Regions from separate parts of the Mus musculus genome. Here region 1 is linked to region 2. The links are chromatin loops, found by intact Hi-C in ENCODE. Cell type or tissue: left cerebral cortex. All regions are shown on one strand. Links, peaks and the distances in the headings refer to the core of each region. The heading gives the core; the rest is flanking DNA.

Region 1 (2,912 bases), core at 262-2,761, 430 kb before region 2:
GTTATTTTTGCATTAATTAGAATGAAAAAGTAGACATAGATAACAATGATGAGGGTGTAGTAAATGAATTAAAGTATGATTATATAGAAGCACTATGATGTCATTACATAGTAATGACTTTAATAACTTTTCAAGTTATAGGAAAATGCTTCTACAGAATTTTTTTTAAGAAACTAAGAACTACAAATTGACTTCCTTCTCTGAAACACTGGGAATCAGAAGTATTTTGAATGTCTGAATATTGGGACTTAATCTGCATATACACAATGAGATCCACATCTAACCACAAAAGCCAAATATATATATATATATATATGCATATATATATGTGTGTGTGTGTGTGTATACATATATACACACATACATACATACATATACATATATATTATACAATAGAATGAATATAATTTTATACATTAGTTTTGGTGTAGCTGTGTATTGACCACTACATGTCATGTAAGATAAGGTGTGGAGTTGTCCACTTAGGACATTATAGTGGCACTAAGAAATTAGACTTTATAATGGCACTAAGAAATTAGACTTACAACATTCAGGTTAGGCATGCAGAACCTGTAGATCAGTGGTTTGCAACCTTCCTAATGCTGCCGCCCCTTAATACAGTGCCTCATGTTGTGATGACCCCTATTCCTGTTGCTACGTCATAAGTGCAACTTTGCTACTCTTAGGAGTCAAAATGTAAATATCTGATAAGCAGATGGTCTTAGGTGACCCCTGTGAAAGGTTGTTTTACACCTAAAGGAACCAGGACCCACAGGTTGAGAACAGCTGCTGCAGATTGTGCATCTGTGACATTAGTGGTCCGCTCAGGTTAGTGGTATTGTAAGAGCTCTTTGTTATTCTCAACACTTTCTAAAAGCATATAATTACAAGATGCTATACTAAACTGTTAAGACATGAAACAGGAAAATTAGCAGAGATAAGGTCATTTCTATGAGTGTCCCCCAAACACCTAACCATGAACGACAGAAGCTTCAGTTGAAATCTGTTTCAGCCTTTCCCGAATAGCTTTCTGTAAAGCCCCTTAACTTTGTCAAGAAGTACAGAAGTTTTCTATAATTTAGTGTCCAGAGTCCTTGGTGAGGGGTCATTTAAGTTGTTCTGTAGCCATATATATAGAATCCACATTTTTAATAAATTCTTGAGGGTAATTTGTTCTGGTGCAGGGAAGGGTAGCCTGCTGCTCTTGGAGAAAAACTGCTGTAGCTGAAGCTACTATAGATAGATCCCAATGTTTTCTTTCACTGGGAACTCGGACCTGCCAAGGTAGGAGAGGTATGAGAGGAGTGCCTTGGCCCAGTGGTCACCTGGCAGGATGTTCATCAGATCCTAAAGTGCATGGCATGCCCAGATACTGTTGGAGCCTAAGATGCTGCGTTTCATGAGCCCCGCAGGTCTCTGTCTGAAACACCCACCTAACATCACACATGGTGATGGTGGAGCTCAGCAGTAGTATTGCTGTGTATTGGTGAAGAATGACTTACAGCTTAAAAATGGTCAAACGCTGGCCTTTATGGACTGATTGCATTACGCAGTCTTTACCTCTAGATGGCAGCAGAGACTAGTTTTATTAAGACAACCCCAAATGTCATTCCTGCAACTGTGTTGGGGCAGAGAATAATTTTTTTTTCTTTCTCACAGTATGAATTTAATACTTGGACTTGTTTCTGTAAATGAAATATGGAGCTGTATAATGTGTCATCCCTTGGATCATTTTTATAGAATGTTACGTCAAATAGCTCCAAGAAATTTTCTTTCCAAATTTGGAGTGCATATTGCAAGAGAGATTCATGCATGTGGCTCTTTTAAGACCACACAGTGACTGTTCTACTCGAAGGCTCCTGGGTTTCATCAGAAAGCAGATGTCTGGGAGGGAATTAAGCAAGTTGGAAAGTTCATTCATGGAAGAAAAAACTTTTTTAAAAAAAAGTTATTGAATCTTCATCTCAGCATGAAAGGCGCTATTTGGAATGGATAACAAGTCTCAAGGGTGATGGGCTCAATGAAGAAAAGCTCTGTTTAGGAAACAATAGAAAAATATGTTTATATTTATATTCATTACATTCTCAGAGAATTAGCTTGCTTTGTCCGCTGCTTCTTAAAAAGAAACGTCACACTCTGTAGACTCCGGGCTTGCCACAGTCACTTAAATGGTTGTGAGTTTCAGTGACCAAAAAACTGCAGGTGCATGCGATGTTTTCAGTTTGGTTCAGTCGGAGTCTCCGGCCGCTTTCTTTAAGAATCCTGTTTTGGACAGCAGCAGCGGTCGCCATCTTGGTCCGGGACCCGCCGAACTTAGGAAATTAGTCTGAACAGGTGAGAGGGAGCGCCAGAGAACCTGACAGCTTCTGGAACAGGCAGAAGCACAGAGGCGCTGAGGCAGCACCCTGTGTGGGCCGGGGACAGCCGGCCACCGTCCGGACCGGAGGACAGGTGCCCGCCCGGCTGGGGAGGCGGCCTAAGCCACAGCAGCAGCGGTCGCCATCTTGGTCCGGGACCCGCCGAACTTAGGAAATTAGTCTGAACAGGTGAGAGGGAGCGCCAGAGAACCTGACAGCTTCTGGAACAGGCAGAAGCACAGAGGCGCTGAGGCAGCACCCTGTGTGGGCCGGGGACAGCCGGCCACCGTCCGGACCGGAGGACAGGTGCCCGCCCGGCTGGGGAGGCGGCCTAAGCCACAGCAGCAGCGGTCGCCATCTTGGTCCGGGACCCGCCGAACTTAGGAAATTAGTCTGAACAGGTGAGAGGGTGCGCCAGAGAACCTGACAGCCTCTGGAACAGGCAGAAGCACAGAGGGGCTGAGGCAGCACCCTGTGTGGGCCGGGGACAGCCGGCCACCTTCCGGACCGGAGGACAGGTGCCCACCCGGCTGGGGAGGCGACCTAAGCCACAGC
Region 2 (2,912 bases), core at 297-2,796:
GTTCTTGGAAGAAACAATTCTGTGATCCCCTCAGGACGATGTAGGTGCTTAGATCCAAACCCAGGTCCTTTGCAAGAGCACCAAGTGCTCTTAACCACGGAGCCATCTCTCCAGCCCTGCTTTGTCCTTTTCAAACTGCTGTTTATGGTTCTCTCTCTCTCCCTCTCTCTGTCTCTCTGTTTGGCTCTCTCTGTCTCTCCCAAAGTTTGTGAAAAGCTCAGCCCCACTGAAGACAGCTGACTAAAATTTCTTTTGGGGATCTGATCTGCAGGCTTTCTTTCCTCTTGTCAAGCTCTCTAATCCCCTTGGCTCCGTGCTCTGCAAATGTGACAAGGTATAGACTTTAACTTGCAAGCACTGCAAAGCTTAGAAAGCAATGTCACTAGCTGGGTGTGTTGCTACAGGACTCAATCCCTGCACTCAGGAGTGGGAGCAGGAGGATTAGACGTCAAGGTGAGCCTTAGCTACATAGCAAGTTAAAGTGCAGCCTAGGCTACAAGAGACCCTGTCTGAAAACCGGAAAAGCTCAAAACAAAAATAAATATTTACATAAATGATAATGAATAAAAATTAAATAATAAATACAAAGGTCAAATCGTAGAATACTGCTTAGCACCAACTCTATCTCTTTCCCCAGCCCAGTTAGGAGCAAGGTTCTGAAGTCCTGCTAGCCTAAAACAACCAGGTGCACTTCCTCAAGCCAGTCAGCATGGAGCATCGTTACCCTGGCCACTGCCATGATCTAACCTGAAATTTATGTCCTTTGTGCCACAAGTAGGACCTTTCTACCCCAGACCATTTATGGCACACTACCATAACGTAGGCTTCTCTTTTTTGACTTTGCTTTTGAAGGCCCTATATAAAGAATTTGTAATTATCACTTCTTGGTGTATGCAACCGCAAAGGGTGAGCCATTTTTAGTACGGTGCCCAGGCAAGAATGTAGACTGGTACTGAATGTGCACAAAGTCGGAGGCTTACTCACCTACATTACAGCACAGCACAAAACAAAACAGTAAAATCCTCAAAGCTCATCGAGGCTCCGCCCCTCGACCCAGCCCTTGACCACGCCCCTTCTGCGCGCGCGGCTCGGCCCCGCCTTCTGCACGCTGCGGAGGAGATTGACTGGCAGGAGTCCCTGTGGCCTGCGGTGCACCGTGGAAGAGCCATGTCTAGTAAGTGGCTCGTGGTCTGGTTGTCCAGCTCCCAGCGGGAGCGGGGTCCTCCGTGCGGCGGTGCAGATGAGCCGGCTGGGTCCTTGCGTCCCCCGGTCAGCCATGCCGGTGGCTCTTGTCACCGGTGTCCGCGGCGCGGCGAAGCCCAGGGGCGGCTGGCCGTGCGAGCACAGGCCTCCGCGCGGGGCGTCCTGTGCTGTCGGAGCTGGTCAGCTTGCGGGTTGGGTGGTGGTGTCCAACTCGTGGCTCTGACTTCCTCGCCTCACAAAGCGGTGGATAATCACACCTCACTCCGCAGTTCCTCGTCTGTAAAAGTTTATAGTTGCACTGTCCTGGCATATTCATGTAAATGTTGTTCCCGTAATAGGCCCGTCACTCGAGGTGTTTTCGTGCCCTCCGCCCCGACTTGTTCATCTTCAAAATCATTAATCGCTTTCCGGAGAAGGGGAAGCAACAAGTCTTGCACACGGAGGACCCCAGTGGAGGGGTTTTCCTGCGTAAGCCTGCAGAGGGCGCTTTTGCACCGGCCCCTAACCTGGGTCGGGACCTTGTCCATATTGGGTGGCTTTTGGAAGAAGCTAGAAACAAAACTATAGTTTTATTATCCTTTCCTGCCTCAGGAGCAGAGGCAGTCTAACTTCCTAGGGTTAGGGGAGATATTAGTGAGTTTCTGTGATACTCTGGTGACAGCTCAAGGTCTGTTAACCTGAAAATAATGCCAGGTTTTGGTTTCATTTGTTTTTATACAGATTCTGGCACTGTTCAATTAAGAGGTGTTAGGGGCTAAATGCCTTTTTTTTTTTTTTCTCTCTCATCATATTTAGGATAAGCCAAGGAATGAGCGATCATAGTTTTTATACTTTTAAGGAGAGCTTCGGCCTTCTTCAGAAGCCAGGTTTTGTCAGTGTTGTCGATATACCCCTTTAGATTGCCAGTAGTTGGGTCAATCAAAAACCATGTTCAAATACTGCCTGATATCCTGTTTGAGAATCCTGGCCCTGGGTGAACTTAGTGGGCAGATCTGATGACTTTTTTTTTTTTTTTTTTTTTTCTTTTTTCCCCAGCTTTCCGCCTGGCCCTCATACAGCTTCAAGTTTCTTCCATTAAATCAGATAACCTTACCCGGGCTTGTAGCCTAGTGCGGGAGGCAGCAAAGCAAGGTGCCAACATAGTTTCTCTGCCTGTAAGTATCAGGGCAGCCTGCCCATTCTTCAGGAGCTGTGGATCCACCACAGTACTGCGTGCTGGCAGTGGTCCTCTTATGTCCCACCTCCAGCAATGCCTTTTGGAACCCTAATATTGTTTCGTATTTGTCTCATCTTTCACAAAGACTAGTAGCGACCTTTATCATAAGATGTCAAACGTGGTTACAAGTTTTGAACAAGATCACCTCCCCTGTTCAGACAAGCAGTAAGAAATCCATGGGGGGCTTCCTTAAAGACTCACTCAGGGCCTGTACAATTACTTGGTACCTTACCTAAGTCAGGCTTTTTATTGTCGTGTTTTAGGTCAGACCACATTGCTTTAGTACTGTTCAGTTTTTGAAAAATTGTCTCGAGGTTTGAGTTGAAGGTTGTATCATATTTGGTGGTAAGTACAGCCTCGGAGATCCTGAATGACCAGGGATCAGTTAGCAAAGGGAACACTTTGAGGAGCCAGAGGTCAGTTCCACAGGAGCAGTCTTACTTTGTTGTTTCAAGGCAGGCTTTCTCTGTGTAGCCCTAGTTGTTCTGTCACT

The links. Peaks named below come from ENCODE experiments on the same cell type or tissue, not always from the same donor. Only the 100,000 strongest peaks of a DNase experiment are listed, where the experiment ranks them.
Region 1: a loop joins it to region 2, with 3 times the contacts of the local background. A loop is called at or near these places in 3 of 42 quality-filtered maps.

The regions. Positions count from the first base shown.
Region 1 is chr16:57,592,525-57,595,436 of GRCm38, reverse strand. The region is part of intron 1 of Cmss1 (cms small ribosomal subunit 1); the gene reads left to right. Among named protein-coding and RNA genes, the nearest start is that of Cmss1, 13 kb to the left of the region's middle. In left cerebral cortex, for the core only: a CTCF peak has its summit at 1,556 (motif pointing right); DNase peaks (open chromatin) are centred at 1,572 and 1,796.
Region 2 is chr16:57,165,543-57,168,454 of GRCm38, reverse strand. It overlaps Nit2 (nitrilase family, member 2), which reads left to right and starts at 1,123. Exons shown (of 10, transcript NM_023175.1): 1 at 1,123-1,174; 2 at 2,239-2,357. The coding sequence starts at 1,168. Gm16892 (a long non-coding RNA gene) reads right to left here and starts at 1,086. Exons shown (of 2, transcript XR_003951893.1): 1 at 985-1,086. In left cerebral cortex, for the core only: a CTCF peak has its summit at 1,684 (motif pointing right); DNase peaks (open chromatin) are centred at 1,093 and 1,634; H3K4me3 peaks cover 1,346 bases; H3K27ac peaks cover 1,203 bases.